2 separate regions of the Homo sapiens genome follow, and region 1 is linked to region 2. Evidence: chromatin contacts called from ENCODE Hi-C or POLR2A ChIA-PET data. All regions are on one chromosome and are shown on one strand. The core of a region is the stretch at or near the end of the contact, and the rest is flanking DNA. Distances in the headings are between cores, read along the strand shown. Region 1 holds the start of LINC02664 (long intergenic non-protein coding RNA 2664). Region 2 overlaps LOC105376481 (a long non-coding RNA gene).

What was found. Hi-C counts contacts between places; a loop is a spot of excess contacts on that map. ChIA-PET counts read pairs that join two places held with the same protein, here RNA polymerase II (POLR2A).
Region 1: a loop to region 2 is called in a map with no recorded cell type, with 2.2 times the contacts of the local background. The contact joins the promoter of LINC02664 here to the enhancer-like site in region 2. A Hi-C loop is called at or near these places in 1 of 37 single-sample maps with no recorded cell type. POLR2A ChIA-PET finds 5 or more read pairs at or near these places in 1 of 52 experiments (RWPE1).

Annotation. Positions count from the first base shown.
Region 1 is chr10:31,186,241-31,190,998 of GRCh38, reverse strand. It overlaps LINC02664 (long intergenic non-protein coding RNA 2664), which reads right to left and starts at 3,116. Exons shown (of 3, transcript NR_134478.1): 1 at 2,800-3,116.
Region 2 is chr10:31,062,246-31,067,406 of GRCh38, reverse strand. The region is part of intron 1 of LOC105376481 (a long non-coding RNA gene); the gene reads right to left. Among named protein-coding and RNA genes, the nearest start is that of ZNF438, 33 kb to the right of the region's middle. Within about 2 kb of position 2,851, at least 10 of the 41 ENCODE cell types and tissues checked have a DNase peak (open chromatin) inside an H3K27ac peak, as active enhancers do.

The DNA.
Region 1 (4,758 bases), core at 1,867-4,366, 120 kb before region 2:
CTGTGACATGCTTCATTTCTGTTTATTCCTTCCCAGTCTTCTAAAATTGAGCTCCTCAACTTAGAGCCTTGAATGAATTCCAAGTGTGAGGAGAGAGTGACTACCCTTAGCCCCCAACTTAACCCTTAGGGCATCCAGGCAAGTGCCCAAGGGCTGAAACCCAGAACCTCTTGCCTTTGGCTGCAAGCAAATCTTTATCCAAGAGGGCCTTAGAAAAATGATCATTTCTCCATGGAATCAACCCAAATGCCAAGTTTATCAATGATAGACTGGATAAAGAAAATGTGGTACACATACATCATGGAATACTATGCAGCCGTAAAAAGGAATAAGATCATGTCCTTTGCAGAGACATGGATGAAGCAAGAAGCCTCATGTTATGCTCCTGTTACATGTTATCCTCATGCCACATTTTGTCCTCAGCAAACTAACCCAGGAACAGAAAACCAAACATGGCATGTTCTCACTTATAAGGAGGAGCTGAACGATGTGAACACACTGACACATGGTGGGGACACACACTGGGGCCTGTGAGTGGGGACGAGAGGACGGAGAGCATCAGGAAGAACAGCTAATGGGTGCTGGGCTTAATACCTAGGTGATGGGATGATCTGTGCAGCAAACCACCTTGGCACACAGTTACCTATGTAACAAACCTGCACATCCTGCACTGTACCCTGGAATTTAAAATAAATGTCAAAGAAAAAAAGAAAAATGATAATTTCTCTGAATGCCATGGGTTAGCAAAAGGCTGGGAAGCATTGCTCTAAGATAGCTCCTGGGACCTTTGCATTTTGCTTTCTGACTTTCTGCTCTATGTACAATAATTTTTTGTCATGCCTCCCCGAAAGTTCACCACTCTTTACCACTGCCAGCTACCCTGTCACCACATGAAACGATACTTCGTCTACATGAGCTGAATATTGCATCCCTTCTTCTTCATGTTTGTACACAGCCACCGTTGAGTTTCACATTTTGTGAAATGCAGGCATCACTACAGTTGATGTACAGAAGAACCCAATGAGGCTGAGAATGCTTACGCGCATCACCTCGGAACTGCTGCATGCGTCAAAAAACATGGAATAGTTGCTCCCTTGCAATTGCTGTCAGGTGCCTGCTGCTTCCACCCACTTTGACACTCCAGGCTGTGGGTGCTGCTTGGGGTCCCCAATGGGCCCAGCCTCCACAGGTAGGATTCCAGTTGGCCCTGGCGGGAGGCATGTGACAGCCATGGGGCCTTTCCCCATCCTCTCCCTGGCTTATTCCTGGCTCCCACAACCTGTGTTTGTTACCTAGCTGCATCTCTGATTTCTGAGCTCCTGGATTGTGGGTATTGCCTTCTCGGGTTTGCAATATCTGGCTGATGCCAAACCCCTTGGCTCTGCCTCTCCTAGGGTACAGCCATGGTTTGGGGGCTCAACTTCTCAGGGTCACCGAAGCTCTAATCTGCTAACCCAATTTCAGTTCCTGGATCTTTCTGGCTATTCCTGTTCAGTGGATACCCAACCCTGGTATCATCTTACTAGTCCCGGAATCTTGAATTGAGAGCAAAAAGTAATTGTGTTTTTGTTAGAAAAGATGGGGACAAAGTTAGAGGGTGGGAAAAAGCATCTGATGCCCAAGACTGTGAGCTGAACTGGAAAAATAGAGTGTCTGAGGAACTCCATCAGAAAACTCTGCATGAAGTCTTTGGATTTGGGTTGTCTATCTCCAGTGATAATGTGCTGGTGATGACTAATTAGGTGCACCATCGTTCGGAGACTCAGTAAAGACTACAAATGAAAAAACATAGTCGATCAAGGCATGATTCACACTCAAAGGACTCTTGAAACAAGCAAAGAACTTTGTTGTTTAGTCTGGCAAACATTTCACTTTGAAAATAATCATAAATGAAAACCATGCTCCCTGAATCTTCCAGCTATCTATGTGAAATGCTCTTAATTTCATAGGTGGTTGGTAAGGGACCAATTACTTTCGACATGTGAATGAAATGACATCATCTTTGCCAAACAATGTGCAGTGAAATGAGAGACCACCTTCCTTATGGCATGTTTCATATGTTCTCTCTCTCTCTCTCTCTCTCTACAAATTGGCCCATGAGTATTCCTTCACTTTCTCATTATAACAAAACAAAAGAAAAATCCAATCACATGTATTGCCAGCTGCTTCTCCCTTGTGGCATAATTCTGCAGAAGCAGTGAGAGGACATTTTCAGTGGGAGGCTGCTACAGGACCACCAGAGAGTGCAGGAGGCCTGGGCCAGGGGTCTATGAGCTGCTCCAGAAGCTTCTGACTGCTGCTTCTGGAGCCCAAGTTCTGGGATCTGAGCAAGGTGACACTGGTTCAGCTGGTGGCCCTCTCCCCTTGCAGAGGGAACAGGTGCTTAGTGGAGAAGCTGAGGCCTTGGGCACTCCGTTTTCTTCTCCCCTGGCCCAGGGCAGGCACTTGGGGTGTCCTCTTCCATGGGTGGCCCCTGCTGGGGATTTCCAAGCCCCCAACAGAATTACATTCTTCTTCCTCAGTCCTTGCACTGCCTCTGTTTTCCCACAATAGCAAAATACAATGGCAGCCTACAGAGCACAGCACAAACTAGCATCATGACCTCAGGGCCACTAAGAAGGCCCTAAGACCCCTTGAATCCTTTCATGGAGGGCAAAGGCTTTCTTTCCTCCCTTAGGGATAGGGCCATAGATCCCTCCAGCCCTTGGGCAGCTGAGTGGAACCTGGAACCCCTCAGCCCATCCCGTTCCAGTACCCTCCACCCTTGAGTTGTGGTCCCAGTGACCAGGCAAACATTACCATTTTCTCCAAAAGCTCTGCCAGGACCGGGGCTGCAGGTGACGGCCGCAGATCCTCTCCCAGTGAGAAGATTCTGATGGAGGGAGCACCCACGTTCCGCGGCAGGCATCCTCCACCTGCCCCCTCAGCCTTTGAGCCAGAGCACATCACTCATCCAGTGAGAGAGGTGGCCAGCCCAGGGCAGGAGGGGGGCTCCACGACTTCGGGGCTGGCCAGGGCGTAGTGCTGAGGATCTAGAGAACATTGGCAGTGAAGATTTCCCTATAACTCCAACTACTCTGGAATCCATCCTGACCACTTTTTGTTTTCCCATTTTTACCCAAGGGTCGGCTCTGCTTCTGCAAACATCCGGCCCTTCCCCTCCTCTGGCCTGTGCTCAGAATTCAGAAGCAGCTGTGGGGGCACGCGGCTGTGCCCTTTAGCCCATGGTCACAGGAGAAATGGCCTCAGCAGAAAGACTCCAGAAATGACAGCCATGCTCAGCCTTGGGAGGTTTTACAAAACAACAGCCCTTACCTCCCCTTCCCCTGAAATAAAAAATGCGGAATATTTTTAAATAAAATGTGTCATTTTTTAAGCAAGAGGTATACCATTTTCCCAGTGGCAGTTTTCAAACATTTCAAAAATGTTAAATGGTACGTTAATTCTCCCTTTATTCTTCATGCTTTCTCTCACCCTGGAAATATATGTATATATATGCACACATTATCCTTGGAGGTGTATTTTCTAGGATGCAAATAACAAAGGAAAGTGATGGCATTTGGAATTCAGGTGCTTGAAGAGGTGGACATGTGCTTTTCATTCCAGCATATAATTGAGGACATTGTCACTTGTCTTACACACGTGTATCCAGTTCTGTTCATCTGCCACCCTCCTTGCCTGTATTTGCTGATCTGATCAACTAGGTGTTTGGGTGAATATCCCACTCTCATACCACCACCATGCTTGGAGTATTTCCAAGAACAGTGAATCAAACTTGGGGCCAGGGCATGGCCTACTTCCAACAAAATACAGTCTTATACATTTCAGGACCATTTTACTGCTGTTTGCTATAACCAAATGAGCAATGGGCAGGTTTAGGGACCACAAAAGCAAAGCAGCATAACATTTGGAATTTTCATGTATGCTTATTTCTTAAATTTGAAGAACTCTGTTGTTATTTCAGGACTTGTGTGCTAGTCTTTGATTCTTCTCCCACAAAGCCCGAGAGGAAATCTCCCCTTTCTCTTGCTGTTCTGGCCTTGGCCTTGCAATGTATGGTCTCACTCCCCTTGCACCTGGGCCATGTCCCTTGAACATGGTAGGGTTGTACCAGAGAAGCAAAGCTTGTATTGAATGGCACATTCCATCGCAGAGGCTCTCCTAGCAACATGGCAACAATAACAAACCTAACAATAGCTTTTTGTTTTTAGCTCTATAAAGTGCTGTGGCCATTAGTCTCACCAGAAAATTCAAAGGATAATTTTGCAAGTGACGAGTGGTTTCTAGCTGAAGCATTGAAATTGGAGCCCCTTGATTGCTTTCCTCCAATCTGCTAATATCTAAGTAGGCAGGCACCAGAGTTTCATTTGAGGAGCAGGATGTGCCAAAGGGGGGCGCTGCACAGGGAAATAACAGGGCTGGGGTGGCTCTAGCCCTGGCTCTGGTTGGTGAACTCCCCACATACCATTGGCCAAGTCATGTTAACTCTCTAGATCTTACTCTCCTCATCTTCAAAATGAGGAGTTATTTCAGTGCTGTGAAAAATCCAGATTTTTGGGTCTATACTCATCTTGCTGAATCAGCGTCTCTAGGGCTGTGCTCCAACAATTTGACTTTTAACCAAAGGTAAATGGACGACTTTGTTGAACAGTTCTAAAAACGTTTATGTAATTAGCTTCCCAATTTGGCTTGCTTGGCAATAAAGGATCAATGCATACTTTAGGGTTGGTATGTTATGTATATTTTCTCTGATAGATT
Region 2 (5,161 bases), core at 1,602-4,101:
CTGCACTGAGCCGTCTATCTGGGCTCTTAAGGTTATTGTTCCTGGAATCAACCAATTTTTGTTTTTATACTGCTCTGGTTACAAAGTTGCATAGTTTCGAGTGGCCTGCTCCAACCATAATTTTTCCTAAATTTTGTTACTTTAGTACACGGTTTTGCAGAGCACAAGGTTTTGTAAGAAAACACATATCAAGTTAAAGCAGAAACACCTGTATTATTATCCCTACTTTGAAGACATATCTCAGTGTATCCACATTTTCTTTGTAACTGGATTTCCAGTCCTTATGTTAAGTCTTGAAATTACCACAAAGAAAACTTATGGGCTCATTTGTTTGGAAATTAGATAGTGCTCTAATACTCTTTCACCCAGGTAGTATTGATCCAGTGCTGACTGATTTCTAAGATCAGTTGAAGATACTGTCTAGACTTCAGTTTTTGAGCTACATGATTTATTCAGAAACTGAGCATGCCCTCTCTCCCTCCCTTCCTCCTTCCTTCCTTCCTTCCTTCCTTCCTTTCTTCTGTCACTCTTGGAGAGGAGGGCTAATTTTATTAAAACCTATTTCTTGACAGCACAGTGGATCATGCCTGTAGTCCCAGCTACTTGGGAGGCTGAGGCAGGAGGATCACTTGAGCCCAGGAGTTCAAGGCTGCAGTGAACAGTGATGGCACCACCACACTCCAGCCTGGAAAACAGAGCAAGACCCCTTCTCTTAAAAAAAGTTTTTGTTTTTACCTGTTTCTTAGTGATTGTTTTATTTTCAGTGTTGTCAATATGATATATCATACTAAGAGAATAATTTATATTCCTTGAAAGAGAAATAAAGAAAAATGATATTGCATAATGTGAATTTAGAGAGATTACTTAGGTGTTCATTTGTTTGGATATTTCACATGTAAGGTCCCCATTACCTTGCCTTGTGATATGTGATTCATTTGCCCAAAATGATGATGACATCAAATCAAAAAACTTAACTGATGTTCATACAGAATATACCCCTTGCTCTGAAATCCATCCAGATCAAATCCTTGTTATGGCCAGGCTCAGTGGCTAACTCATGTAATCCCAGAACTTTGGGAGGTCGAGGTGGGTGGATCGCTTGAGGTCAGGAGTTTGTGACCAGCCTGGCCAACATGGTGAAACCCTGTCTCTACTAAAAATACAAAAATTAGCTGGGCATGGTGGCAGGTGCCTGTAATCCCAGCTACTCAGGAGGCTGAGGCAGGAGAATCGCTTGAACCCGAGAGGTGGAGGTTGCAGTGAGCTGGGATCGCACCACTGCACTCCAGCCTGGGCGACAGAGCAAGACTCCATCTCAGAAAAAAAGAAAAAAGAAAAAGAGAAAAAAAATCCTTGCTATGTTAGGTTGGTGCAAAAGTAATCACGGTTTTTGCTATTAAAAGCAAAATGGCAAAAACCGTGATTACTTTTGCGCTGACCTAATAACATTTACACTTACCATTTTCTTTACATTATTTAATTTAAAAATCATCTCAATATCAAATAAATTAGTAGCCTATGTTTATTAAATGCTTATCGTGTGCCAAGTCCTCTTCTTTTTTAAAAAATGCTTTTATTTCCATAGGCTATTGGGAAACAGGTAGTATTTGGTCATATGAGTAAGTTCTTCAGCAGTGATTTTGAGATTTTGGTGCACCCATCACCTGAATAGTATACAGTGAACCTGATTTGTAGTCTTTTATCCCTCACCCCCTTCCCACCCTTTCCCCCTGAGTCCCCAAAGTCCATTGTGTCATTCTTATGCCTTTACATCCTCACAGCTTAGCTCCCACTCATGAGTGAGAACATACTATGCTTGGTTTTCCGTTCCTGAGTTACTTCACTTAGAATAATAGTCTCCAATCCCATCCAGGTTGCTGCAAATGCCATTAATTCATTCCTTTTTAGGGCTGAGTAGTATTCCATCGTATATATATACATTCCAGTGGTAACTAATTTATCCTCAAATCGCCTCTTAGAAGGTAAGTGCTCAATTTTCAGGAAAGGAAACAGAAGCCCAGAGGGGCTAATGTGCCTAAGGTCAGGCAGCTAGTGTGTTGTGAAGCAGACACTGACAGCCCAGCACGTGGCTCTGGAGCCTGCAGCACAAATGTCTCCGCCCCTCAGCACTACCATGCTGCCCTATGGAGGGAGAAATATCATTTCCATTTATGTAGTTGAAGAAGGTGAGGCTTGGAGAGGTTAAGTTCCTGTTCCAAAGCCACAGGTGTTAAGTGGTAAAGCAGGAATTTGAGCTGAAAACACACGCACTTGACCTCTTGGGTCCCTCCTGAATTTTATGCCCCTCTGTTGTTGCAGGCTCCTATAACTTCATGTCTATTGTCCCTTGAATATTTTTAAGGCTTCAGGCAGAAAAACCTCAATGCATTGCACGTATTACTTTTAAATTTACATATTTATCATTTATTTCTAAAGTGTATGCAGAAATATCTGGTTGAAACAGGAGGTCTTTAGTAAAAAGACATCAATTTGAAAGAATTCTCAAAAAAAGTTCTCAAATGTGTGAAGACTTTTTTTCTCCATTTAAAAACTATTCGAATGAACTGGGCAAAAGACTGGCTATTCCTGATAACTTTGCGATTCCTTCCAATTTCTCTTTAAAGTTCTCCAGGAAGATAAACAAAAAGATTAAACGGGGAAATGAAAGCTGAGAAGATCATATGCAAAACACCAGCCTGATTCTCCACTCTCTGTATCATTCAAAAGGGATTGTATAGAGCTGCACATTTTTTGGATTAAAAGTTACACACTCCACAGCCCGAATCAAAACAGGACAGATGCTCCCAGAGGAGACTGGGCCTGCTTCTGAGTCATGCGTTCTGTTACTGTGAAACATCAGGTTAGCACTAACCAGAAAAACAGACAGATTCCCCCACTTTTGAAGTGGTCAAAGCCAGATTTCTGCTGTCCACCCACCAGTTAGCATCTCCTGTTTTGTTTTAGTCAATCTCTTCTACTGTTCTTCTTTGGCCAGAGTGGTGGTAGAAGGTGGAGGGAGGGAAGCAAGCAGGGAGTACTGGAGAAACAATTTAGTAGCTCCCACTGGAAGAAGCCACTCACAACATGCAGTTCCCAAAAGAAAAGGGATCCAAATCTAACCCTCTCGCCCAGGAGATCGGCCCTATATAAATCAACTGACCTGGGTTCTATACAGCAGCCTTATCCTCCACCCTGCATAGGAAAGGGGTGCTGCCAGCATCCACATCCCCTTTCTAAGCCAGAATCTCCATCCCCCACGTGCTATGAGCTGAGCCACTCTCGAGAGTTGACAGGAGCTGCCTCACTTGGAAATGTAATGTTCATCCAATGAGTGACACTGTGCAGAAGCCCAGACCCTTGCTTCAAGGGAGGACAATGCTGTGGGGTTGTTCACACTTCAGAGCTCCCCATGGGCTCAGACTGAGACCAGACTTCAGCTTAACCCACAATAGCATCAAGCTCCATCCTCGGCCACATGCTGCTGTGTCTCTTACAGGTTTTACCCCCAAGCGCTGTCTCACCACGTCACTGCACAAGAATCCCCATCCCACGGCCAGGCATGGTGGTTCACGCCTGTAATCTCAGCACTTTGGGAGGCTGAGGTGGGCAGATCACTTCAGGTCAGGAGTTTGAGACAAGCCTAGTCAATATGATGAAACCCCATCTCTACTAAAAATACAAATATTAGCTAGGTGTGGTGGTGTGCACCTGCAGTCCCAGCTACTGGGGAGGCTGAGGCAGGAGAATCACTTGAACCCGGGAGGTGGAGGTTGCAGTGAGCCAAGATCACACCACTGCACTCCAGCCTGGGTGACAGATGGAGACTCCGTCTCAAAAAAAAAAAAAAAAAAAGGAAAGAAAGAATCCCTATCTCAGGCTCTGCTTCTCAGAATACCAACCAAAACTACTACCCATTTTAGGTACACTTAGTATCTTATAAATAAAGGTGAAACAAAACCTTCCTATATGTATTTTTTTATTTTATAGATTTCAAATTAAACTCCAAAAAAACACAGAGCCAGGCTGTTTTGGAGTTCTGAAAATGCATTGCCAAATTATTTTTCTATAGGGATTGTCCCAGTCGTACTCCCTCCAGCAATGTTTCAGAGTTGAAGCCAGCACTAGAGCTCACCAACGGTCCAAACCAATAAGGTTATGTTATTGCTGCTTTTATTTGTATATCTTGGATTGCTAATGAGGTTGAACGTTTCCCCACATTTGTCTACTAATTGCACATCTTTCTTATGTGGATTTCAAATTTGAGAAGAAAATTCCACGTCGACTTTCCAGAAGTTTCAACACCATGAGATTAATTTCAATGTGTGTGAGGGCTTTTCAGTTCCATGAAAGACAATTCCAAGTTTAAAAACTGGGCAAAGTCATCAGGACTGTTTTTCCTGTGTAGAAAGGTTAAAGTAAAACAGATGTGAAACTCGCCTCCAATCTCTTTTCTGACTGTATTATTTGTCAGGGGATGTTAACTCTTGAACGTACATGCACAAGAATGCTGGAGAAATGATTTAATAATCATCCAACTTACATGCCACGCCCTTTTACTAACAAAAGCAAACACATTAATTAAATAAGCATAATTGTGATAAGTGACTGCCTTGGCCTTATTTCCTCAGTCCACGGCAACTGCTTCTTGTCCTGTTGTCCTTCTCATTTTCTTCCCTTTATTCTTCTTCAAGTGCTCTGAAGGTATATACTCCCCAAATTTCGGTCCCTGTGCCTTTTGCTGTTTCCTCTTTACACTCTCCCGTGGCAATGTGTTTTGTTTTGTTTCGTCTTGCTTCTGAGACGGAGTTTCGTTCTTGTTGCCCAGGCTGGAGTGTAATGGCGTGATCTCGGCTCACTGCAACCTCCGCTTCCTGGGCTCAAGCCATTCTTCTGCCTCAGCCTCCCGAGTAGCTGAGATTACAGGCATGCGCAACTACGCCCGGCTAATTTTGTATTTTTAGTAGAGATGGGGTTTCACCATGTTGGTCAGGCTGGTCTTGAACGCCTGACCTCAGATGATCCACCCACCTCGGCCTCCCAAAGTGCTGGGATTACAGGCGTGAGCCACCGCGCCTGGGAGGTAATGTATTTAAAGTGTGAGATTAAACTATCTGGAGGGATTTTTCCAGATCTTTCCATCTTACCGAGGACTGTCAAATTC